Linked DNA regions of Homo sapiens: region 2 is linked to region 1. The links are chromatin contacts, found by Hi-C or POLR2A ChIA-PET in ENCODE. All regions are on one chromosome and are shown on one strand. Each heading gives the region's core, a stretch centred on a gene start or an enhancer-like site at or near the end of the contact. The rest is flanking DNA. Distances are from core to core; before and after follow the strand shown. Region 1 overlaps TASOR2 (transcription activation suppressor family member 2). Region 2 overlaps GDI2 (GDP dissociation inhibitor 2).

Region 1 (5,474 bases), core at 2,209-4,708:
TATTTTATTTTTGTTTTTTAGTTGTAAACTATAAAGTTTCAGGTATTTCATTAAAAGATTTTAACAAAGCGCAAGTTTAAAATTCTCACATAAATATGATATGAACTTGCTAACTTTTTGCCTATATTTGTATCAGGTGAAGAAGAAAAAGAGTGGCCGGGCATAGTGGCTCACGCCTGTAATCCCAGCACTTTGGGAGGCCAAGGCGGGCGGATCACTTGAGGCCAGGAGTTGGAGACTAGCCTGGCCAACATGGTGAAACCCCATCTCTACTAAAAATACAAAAATTAGTTAGGTGTGGTGGCACATGCATATAATTCCAGCTACTCGGGAGACTGAGACACAGAATTGCTTGAACCCAGGAGGCGGAGGTTGCAGTGAGATGAGATCACACCACTGCACTCCAGCCTGGGTGACAGAGCAAGACTGAGTTAAAACAAAACAAAACAAAACAACAAAAAGACCAGAGCAATAACTTTAAAACAATTTGGTTTATAAAAACGTTGTGCCCGGAGTGGTGGCTCACGCCTGTAATCCCAGCACTCCAGGAGGCTGAGGCAGGTAGATCACTTGAGCCCACTCGTTCAAGACCAGCCTGAGCAACATGACAAATCCCATGTCTACAAAAAATACAAAAATTTTTATTTTGATATCTGGCCACATTTTCCTTTTTACTGTTATTTGTCCTTCATTTCCTTTTTCTAATAACTGCTTTAGTGCTAATGTATTTAACTAGAACTAACTTTGTGTTTCATTCTGAAGTTACTTTTCTTTAAAAAGAATGGTACAATTTTTATTTTCACTTACTAGGCCCTGAAGGCTGTTGTTTCTTGTGGCTTTATATTACTGACAACTCTGAAATTTTATAGGATTTTATTACCCAGTTCATAGGGACCAGACCTTTTCTCTTTTTTTTTCCCTTTTACTGTTTCCTTTATTCATTTTCAAAAAAAAGGAAAAATTAGCACTTCAGTCAAAGCAGGAGAGGAGGTGAAACATAGACTAGTCAGTTTTAGAAGTTTTTATTTCATTTGCTAGAAAAGGTGATAAAGTTAGCAATAATCATTCCAGTGAGATTCCAGCATTATTTAGGGCTTCTACTTTTTTCAGTTCAGTTGACTTGCACTAACTTCTGAAAAGAATTTGAAGTGAGTTCAGTAAGGTACAGCTACAGTAAAATAAATTTTAAAACAAAATAAGAAAAAGTACGAAAGCAAATCTGCCAGCTCTAAAGACCAGTGGTACTGCTGTGATGAACCATTGAGCTCATGAGCTCCTTGTTAGGTGAGATGGAGCTGGAGGCAGGGTTTAGTTTACTTGTTCTAACCTAGTGATTGCATGTCAGATGATTCTTTTTCAGTTCAGTGTGTGTGTGTATGTAATTTCAAGTATATGGAGATACATTTGTTAAATGTACCTCTAAGTCTTCTATTAATTGCCATTTAGGTTGTCATTTGAAATACTATAACATATTTAACCATCACATAATTTTGAAATCTAAAGCTTTTTTTTCCAGAATGTTTTGTTTTTAAAAAATAAACTTCAGATGTTTAATACGTGTGTATATATTCTAGGGGTGAAAGATTTGAAAGTTGAAGATGACATCTCAATGAAGGTGATACCTATTTTATCTACCCTTAATTGTGCCCTGCTAGAAACAAAGAAATCACTTCCTGAAGAAAGAATCCATCCAAACACATTAGTAAAGCGTCATTTCCAAGAATTGTACAAGGCGGACAGAAGCCCTTCATTGAGTGTTGCTCCTCAGGATAGAATGAAAGACCCTACATTCTTGGGGAAACTGCCCAGTGGTTTTGACTTGATTCCTCCAGCTGAAAAGTGCCCTTCAGAGTCTTTAACTCAGTTGAACTCTTATTTTTCAGACCCTAGTGCTTACATTTTGGAAGTGTCTACTGCTTTGGACTTGCTAGCAGAGCATCCTCAGTCTCCTTGTGTTTCAGACGGAATTTGTGATGCTGGATTTTCCTTAGTTATGACTCCAGATCCTGAATTTCTTGTCTCAGAGGCAGAAGTGAGAAAAGAAACTGAAACAAAAAAGGATTCTGAAGAAATGTTGAAAGCAAAGAAGAGAGTTTTTCCATTGAGTCCAGCGTCAAATCTGAGAGTGCAGCCTAAGAGGAAGGCCAGCATGCCCCACATGGTGCAGAGTAAAAAGGTGAACTTGTGCCGCCCCTTTCCCAAAAGAACTGCTTCCAGAGCAGACAACAGCTCGGACTCTCCAACAACTCTTAAGTTAGTTAAAGGACAGTTTCCTCAGAAAAGAAAAAGAGGTAAGCACGATTTATTTATGTGGGTTATTATAATAATAGTTGTGGCCAGGCGTTGGTGGCTCATGCCTGTAATCCCAGCACTTTGGGAAACCAAGTGGGTGGATCACCTAAGGTCAGGAGTTTGAGACCAGTCTGACCAATACGGTGACACCCTGTCTCTACTAAAAATACAAAATTAGTTGGGTGTGGCGGTGCGTGCCTGTAGTCCTAGCTACTCGGAAGGTTGAGGCACAAGAATCATTTGAACCCAAGAGACAGAGGTTGCAGTGAGCCGAGATCACGCCATTGCGCTCCCGCCTGGGTGACGAGCAAATCTCCATCTCAATAATAATAATAGTTGTTGTATTCGATCCCTCTGCTGTCTTGGTCCCTGTGGACTGCAGCTTTGCAGCATCAGTTAGAAGATTGTTAGAATCACCATCATTTCTCTCCAGGCAATTTGTGTGCCTCCTAATGCCTGACAAGCTCTGATTGAGATAGCAACTGAAAACCAAGAAATAGGAAAGACCAAGATACCTCAAAAGCCTACCCACCACCAACATGTTATGTTCCACATGTAAAACCACCCACACGTGTATGTTCCATTCTAAGAAAGACAACCATCTAGTTTCTGTGCCATCCTCTTCACAAATGGAGGTAGAAAAGGTTCTTCTAAAATCAGGCACATCAGTACCAGCAAACCGTGATAGCTGACAGCCTCAACACCTATCGAGAGGAGGGAAATGCCTGGGACCTCCAAAAGTAAAATAGTCTGGGGCAGAGTTTCTAATCCTTTATGTGTATCACAGAGTTTTTACGTGAGCACCTGGATTATTCGTGTGGTTTTGATGCTCCCTGAAAAATTGAGTGAGAATTAGAGTCTTGAGCTACTTAGTGTATTGGCAGATGTATTTCAGTGAACATAGCACAGCAAACCATATGACTTTGGCCTAGCCACTTAATGTATTGGCAAATGTATTTCAGTGAACATAGGACAGCAAATCATATGACTTTGGTTTAGAGTCATCTCAAATTGTGTTTTACTCTATTTTCTCTAAAAGAGTAGGGAAGTATATGGGTGACTCCTTTGGAGAAGAAGGCAGCACATTATGGCCAAGGGGCCACTCGGTTGTGCCTGTGTCGTCTCTGGCTGCTCTCATGCCGTGTTGGCAGAGCTGAGCAGCTGTGACAGAAGCCACATGACCTTCAAAGCTGAAAGTATGTACTCTATGGCCCCTCACAGAAAAGTTTGCCAAGCCAATCTGTAATATTTTGAATTTGGAAATGTTGGTGCCTAAAGAAGAAACGTCTAGGGTATGGTAATCCCAGGATTCTAAATAATTCAGAGTTTACCCTATGGAGTTTTTTTTGTTTGGAGTTTTCTGTTTTTGTTTAGAAACAGGATCTCTCTGTCAGCCAGGCTGGAGTTGAGTGACATGATCATAGCTCACTGCAGTCTCAAACTCCTGGGCTCAAGTGATCTTCCTGCCTCAGCCTCTGGAGTAGCTGGAACTACAGGGGTGCCCCACTAATTTTTAAAATTTTTTTGTAGAGATGACGTCTTGCTATGTTTCCCAAGCTAGACTTTGAACTGATGCTCCTGCCTCAGCCTCCCAAAGTGTTGGGATTACAGGCGTCAGCCACTGTACCCAACCTTGGTTTTATCCTGTGGCTTCATAAATAGTGGTTTCTGGCTTATTGTGGCTTGAGGAACGGGGTGGAGATGTGCGTACTTAGGAGGGTAAGTGGAAAGTATGGTAGTATAAAGCAGTGCACCAGACTATACAACTATCTGTAAAACAGATTCCAGGCCAACCATACTGTTCTGCATGAACCAATTTAAGGTATTGAATCAGTTATCTATAACTCAACATAAATTGTCACTGTTTCTCAGATGTTTTTAATTATATCCACTGTAAGAAATATGTTTGATATTATATTCCGGTACCTACAAGTTCATACATGACTGGAACAAAAATTTCAAAAAAAAATTATGTGTAATACAGTCTGATACCTTCTATTCTGTTTCATTTAAGAGTTCTGGGCTGGGTGTGGTGGCTCATGCCTATAATCCTAACACTTTGGGAGGCTGAGGCGGGTGGATCACTTGAGGCCAGGAGTTCGAGACCTGCCTGGCCAACATGGTGAAACCCCGTCTCTACTAAAAACACAAAAAATAGCCAGGTATGGGGGCACTTGCCTGTAATCCCAGCAACTTGGGAGGCTGAGACACGAGAATCTCTTGAACCTGGGAGGGAGAGGTTGCAGTGAGCTGCACTGCACTCCAGCCTGGGTGACAGAGCAAGACTGCATCTCAAAAAAAAAGAAAGAATTCTAGTTGTGACACATTGAATTTATTTTACAACCCACCAGTGGATTAATTGCATTCAGTTTGAGAAGCATGGTATTGAATGTTACATGTAAACAAAACAATCTATGCAGGATCACTTTGTTTCATTTTTCTTTTTTCTCCCAACACCTGGGAGTACTTGGGAATATCTTCCTTTTCTGTTTGTACAAATATTAGAAAGTTTCCCCCTGGGTCTTGGTTGTCTAATCTTTTTCTTTTTAATTTAGTCTTAACTGTTTTCCTGATTTATTTTTATTTTGCTCTTCCCTATGCTGAAGATTTTAGAAAATGTAATTAGAGTGTAATAAGAAGTCTTATTGTTAAAAAAAAATACGCTGCTTTAGTACTTATTAATATAATAATTTGGTAGGGAGGAAGATAATCAGACTTGAAATGTACAGCATTAAGATATTCTGAAAACATTTTTAAAACTATTCATTTCGCTAACCCCCAAAAGAATGAAATGAAATGGGTCTCCTTTTTTCTCCTACATTTCACTAACACTGATCAGTTTCTTAAACTGTTTAATATCATTTTTAGTGTCCTTAGTGAGAAGTAGCGTCTTCTGTATAATGTAATTTAAAAATATTTGCCAACATTAAATGTGTGATTATTTCATATGATATCTTTGAGGCTTAATTTTAACTCTTAAAAGATTGAAACACTTTCTGTTGTGCATTATAAGCAGGTGTTTAGTATTTCCTTTTTCTTCCCATCCTTTAGCTCCACCTTTAGCTATTTTTATGCCATGTGAGAAGCAAAGCAGAGCGCTTCTAAGAGACACCATTGTGTAAGATAGTAGATTTGTTAGAAATAAAACCAGGTGCACACTTTCCTCAGGCTTCCCAGAGCGC
Region 2 (5,232 bases), core at 1,729-4,228, 73 kb after region 1:
TAAAACATTCATTAATGTGGCTTCAGATTTCATACTGCTATCTCTTAAAAACTACCACTTGTGCTTTTGTGTAAACCAAAGAATATCTACAATAACCTGAAAGGCTATATTTAAATTACTCCTCCCTTTTCCAATTACATGTCTGTGTGAGACCTGTTTTCATATACTTCAGCCTAGACAATATATCGCAACAGAACTGAACACAGAAGCATGTATGTGAATTCAGTTTTATTAAGCCAGACATTAAAGGATTTGCAGAAAACGTGAAATATTGATAGTCTTCTCACAATTTTGTTTTAGAAAATATACTCAGGCAGATGGCTTAAGCCCAGGAGTTGGATGGAGACCAGTCTGGGCAACAGGGCAAAACCCTATCTCTGCAAAAAATACAAAAATTAGCTGGGTGTGGTGGTGAGCACCTGTAGTCCCTGCTACTCAAGAGGCTGAGAGGTGGGAGGATTACTTGAACCCATGAGGGCAAAGGTGCAGTGAGCCGTGATAAGGCCACTGCACTTCAGCCTGGGTGACAAAGTGAGATCCTATCTCAATAACAAAAAAAAAGTACATATACAGTTAAAATTGTTATACATGTTAACATGTAATCGGTTTATTATTTGTCAGTGATTTATTTATTCCTCCATTTCTAATATGATAAATATCAATAGCTACAACCTTTATAAACAAAAGCTCAAGGTCCTGAATTTTTTAGCACGTGAACAGATCCTGAGACTAAAAAGTTTGAAAACTAGAGCCCTAAGCAAAGCATATAGGACAACCACCAATAAATTGACCATCAACCGAAAAGTATAAATGACCACTCTCAGGAAAAAGATAAAGCAAGCATGAATACACTAAGACAAACCAAATTAAGAAGAGGGAAAAAATTAATACAATTAATGTGAAGAAACACAGAGATGGGGCATATAATCACTCAAAAAGGGTTTGAGTGATCAGTGCTTTATTTCTTAAAGAGACAAAGGAAATTCCATGTATCTTTATAAATCTTTAATATTTCTCAAATTTATCCAAAGGACCCTAGATGTCAAAGAACAATCTTATTCTCTACAAGTCTATTTGACTTTGAAACCCGTATTTTTAAAATTCACACAAATTTCAAGTTTTCTTCCATAATATATCTATTCATTTAGTATTTCTTAAATGTCTTAAATTACTTACCATGAGGTTCAAATTTCACTATAGGAGTGTGAATCATTCTTTCTTTTTTTTTTTATTGAGATAGGAGTCTCACCCTGTTGCCCAGACTGGAGTGCAGTGGCGCGATCTTGGCTCAATGCAACCTTCACCTCCCAGGTTCAAGCTATTCTCCTGCCTCAGCCTCCTAAATAGCTGGGATTACAGGCATGCACCATCACGCCTGGCTAATTTTTGTATTTTTAGTAGAGATGGGGTTTCACCGTGTTGGCCAGGTTGGTCTTGAACTCCTGGCCTCAAGTGATCTGCCCACCTTGGCCTCCCAAAGTGCTGGGATTACAGGCATGAACCACTACGCCCAGCCTGAATCATTCTTTCTTTAGCTCAAGAAACAAAACATTCTGAGCACTCCAGAAGGCCCTCATGCCGTATTCCAATCATAACCACCACCATCCCCCAGCACTCTCATAATTTCTAATAGCAAAGATTTGTTCTGCCCGCTTCTGAACTCTAAAAATCTAATCATGTGTATTAACTTTCTGCGTCTGACATTATGCAACACGTTTTAAGATTCTTTCATGTTTTGTGCATGGTCTATTTATTATCATTGCTATAGAGCAAAGGTCCCCAGAGATGAGACAAATCCAGCCTGAAGGCTATTTCTGTGAAGTTTTATTGGTAAATACCCATATCTGTTCATGTACATACTGTTTATGGCTGTTTTCCTAGTACCACAGCAGAGTTGGGCAGCTGTGACAGAGACCAGAACGTCTACATAACCTAAAATATTTACTATCTGGAGCTTTTTTTTTTTTTTATTAAAGACAGAGTTTCTCTCTTGTTGCCCAGGCTGGAGTGCAATGGCACGATCTCAGCTCACCACAACCTCTGCCTCCTGGGTTCAAGCGATTCTCCTGCCTCGGCCTCCCAAGTAGCTGGGACTACAGGTGTGCGCCACCACGCCCAGCTAATTTTTGTATTTTTAGTACAGATGGGGTTTCACCATCTTGGACAGGCTGGTCTCAAACTCCTGACCTCATGATCCACCCGCATCAGCCTCCCAAAGTGCTGTGATTACAGGGGTGAGCCATGGCACCCGGCTACTATCGGGAGCTTTTCAGAGTGTATGGCTAACCCTGCAAGCAGGGCATCTCAGTGTGGTTCCTGACTTGGCATCACCTGCCAACTTGTTAGAAATGTAAATTCTACCCAGATTTCCAAACTTCAGGTTGTATCCAAATCACCTGGAGGGCTTGAAAACACAGACTGCTAGGCCCCATCTACAGAGCTTCTGAGTTAGTAGGTCTGAGGTTGGATCTGAGAATTTGCTCTTTAAAAAAAAAAAAAAAAAAAAAAAGGTTGGCAGGATGCAGACAGGGTCTCACTCCGTTGCCCAGCCTGGAGTGCAGTGGTGTGATCATGGCTCACTGCAGCCTCAACCTCCAGGCTCAAGAGATCCTCTAACCTCAGCCTCCTGAGAAGCTGGAACTACAGACATGTGCCACCACGCCTGCCAAATTTTTTAATTTTTTGTAGCAACAGGATATCACTATGTAGCCCAGCCTTGGCCTTGCAAAGCAAGGTTTGCTCAAGCAATCCTCCTGCCTTGTCCTCCCAAAGTGCTGGGATTACAGGTGTCAGCCACCACTGATGCTGATGAGGTGATACTGATGATGCTGGTCCAGGACCAATTTCAAGAATTACTAAAGCTGTGTTTGCAAATTTTATTATATATAAGAATAACCTGGAGATCCTGTTAAACTGTAGATTCTGATTCTGTGTAATATCCGAGTTGGGGCCTAAACTTCCGCATTTCTGGTAAATTCTCAGGTGTTGCAGATGCAGCTGATCTATGCAGCACACTTTGGGTAACACAGCTGTAGACGATTCCACTGAATGACTATACCACAATTTACTTCTCCATTTTACTCCTGGTGGATATTTGGATAGTTTCCAGTTTTTCACTATTACAAATAATGCTCTATCAACATTCTCGCATGTGTCTTCTAAGTGTGCATTTCTGTTATATATCAAGAAGAGTATAAATACATTCAACTTCAACAGATATTACCAAACAGCTTTCCAAAAACGGTTGTACCAATTTACACTTTTGTCCGCAGTGAGTCCCCACTGTTTCAAATCCTTGACCACTTACACTGTTGCCTTTTTAATTTTAGCCATTCTAGTTAAGAAGTGATTTAATTTGCATTTCCTGAGGACAAATAAGGTTGAACACTTTTTAAATAGTTGATTAATGATTAGGGACCGGGCATGGTGGCTCATGCCTATAATCTCAGCCCTTTGGGAGGCCAAGGTGGGAGAATCGCTTAAGCCCAGGTAACACAGTGAGACCCCCATCTCTACAAAAGAAAATTTAAAAAAAAAAAAACAAAAAAACGTTTACTGATGATCAAGCTAAGTGATAAGGCACTTATGATAAGTGCCTATTCAAAATTTTTCCCCATTTTTTAAATGGGCTTTTTCTCGCTGCTTTATAAAAGTACTTTATATACTATATATAAATCCTTTATTAGTTACATGTACTGCAATTATCTTCTTCCATTCTGTGGCCTGCCTTTTCACTTTCTTCATTATGTCTTCATAAAAGGAAATGAAGGTATTTTAACAACTACAAAAATCAACCCTAATACTGACTAAAACAATTTACTTTTGGGGGGTGGGGGAAGAAAACAACCTAAAGCAGCACCAACATATAGTTCCACATATGAAAATAAAATATTTACTATCTTAAAAATAAGTTATGACACAGCAGAGGAAGACAGTTACATTCCCAGCTGACAAAAGTAGACTGCAGACTTTTGAAAGCAAAATCTCAGCAAGCAAATTGGAGTGTTGCACAGCTTCTATATATAACCTTTCACACTAAGCATGACCCACTGGACTATGGCCGTAAAGCAAGCACTGAGGCCTAAAATAAAGGGCCCAGTAATTTAAAGATGTGGCCGAGTCCAAAGAGCTGACAGCAACTACCTTCAAAGGCACCACTTGGAGCAAATATGACAAGAGCTAACTAAAGCTAATAAAAAATCTGCAGGCCCACTAGTTCCTCTATACCCAACTATTATAAAAGACTGCTTCCACACTGCTAAAAGAATATATAATAGCACAAACATAATAAGCTTTGTTTTAAAACATGGGTGAAGTCATTAATTGATAGAATTTATCAGTCATATCTGGGCACAGTATATATTAATGATCCTAAAATTTTAATATTTTTCCAAAATTACCAGCTCAAAATTAAATTCTACTACAACCTATCTGATGAATACACAATATTCACAAGCAAAGCACATTAAAGCCATAAAAACTAAGCTTCTCTTTTTCACACTAGAAAAGCTGGTCCATCTATCATGTACATCAAGTAACTTTAACCACGAAACTTGTATGTGAATGAATATTCACCAACATGAGTTGTAAATGTAACAGGTAAGAGTACCCACTGTAACTTCAAACTCACCTACAAATGACCTAAGCAGGATAAGAATACATATTCACATCCAAAATCACTAAGACTATAAAACCATCTTCAGAATCCAAGTTCTGTATGACACTAGCATCTGCCACCCACCTGGCACTTGACGTTCTCCTACATAAAAACAGGTAACCAACCAAAATGGTTTTTAATATTTAATTGCACCAAAGTGCTAGTACGTGTAGATATGTGGATGTGGGGCTGGGGGACAGAACCATCAGCGATACTGACGTTCTCTTCCTTCAGCACCCTACACATACCACCAGAGTTGCAATCATCAAAAACAGAATAACTCATTTGGACAACACCCAAATATATTAGACAAAGCACCTGAAGAGGCTGAATGAAATTTCTATATATGAATTGTTACACCTACATGGTGTTTCCACGGCCAGTAACAATGGTATGCTGAAAAATTAATGCCCACTCCCCAACCCCGATTACAGAGCAATTTAGACTTGGAAGGGAATAGAGCCAAAATTTATTAATATTTTGATATACCTTCCTAGTGACAAACTAAACTCTATACCCTGGCTGGGCAAGGTGGCTCACGCCTGTAATCCTAACACTTTGGGAGGACGAGGCAG

Evidence for each region. A loop is a pair of places that touch in the nucleus more often than their neighbours do. ChIA-PET counts read pairs that join two places held with the same protein, here RNA polymerase II (POLR2A). Pooled maps may share reads with other maps.
Region 2: POLR2A ChIA-PET joins it to region 1 with 14 read pairs in activated CD8-positive, alpha-beta memory T cell. The contact joins two enhancer-like sites. A Hi-C loop is called at or near these places in 1 of 168 maps with a recorded cell type or tissue (lower leg skin) and 2 of 50 pooled maps. POLR2A ChIA-PET finds 5 or more read pairs at or near these places in 7 of 52 experiments (CD4-positive, alpha-beta T cell, Caco-2, GM12878 and 4 more).

Annotation. Positions count from the first base shown.
Region 1 is chr10:5,728,913-5,734,386 of GRCh38, forward strand. TASOR2 (transcription activation suppressor family member 2) reads left to right here. Exons shown (of 22, transcript NM_001321783.2): 12 at 1,575-2,291. Among named protein-coding and RNA genes, the nearest start is that of TASOR2, 47 kb to the left of the region's middle. Within about 2 kb of position 3,459, at least 2 of the 41 ENCODE cell types and tissues checked have a DNase peak (open chromatin) inside an H3K27ac peak, as active enhancers do.
Region 2 is chr10:5,802,878-5,808,109 of GRCh38, forward strand. The region is part of intron 1 of GDI2 (GDP dissociation inhibitor 2); the gene reads right to left. LOC124902367 (a long non-coding RNA gene) reads right to left here. Exons shown (of 2, transcript XR_007062041.1): 2 at 214-5,232. Among named protein-coding and RNA genes, the nearest start is that of GDI2, 7.9 kb to the right of the region's middle. Within about 2 kb of position 2,979, at least 3 of the 41 ENCODE cell types and tissues checked have a DNase peak (open chromatin) inside an H3K27ac peak, as active enhancers do.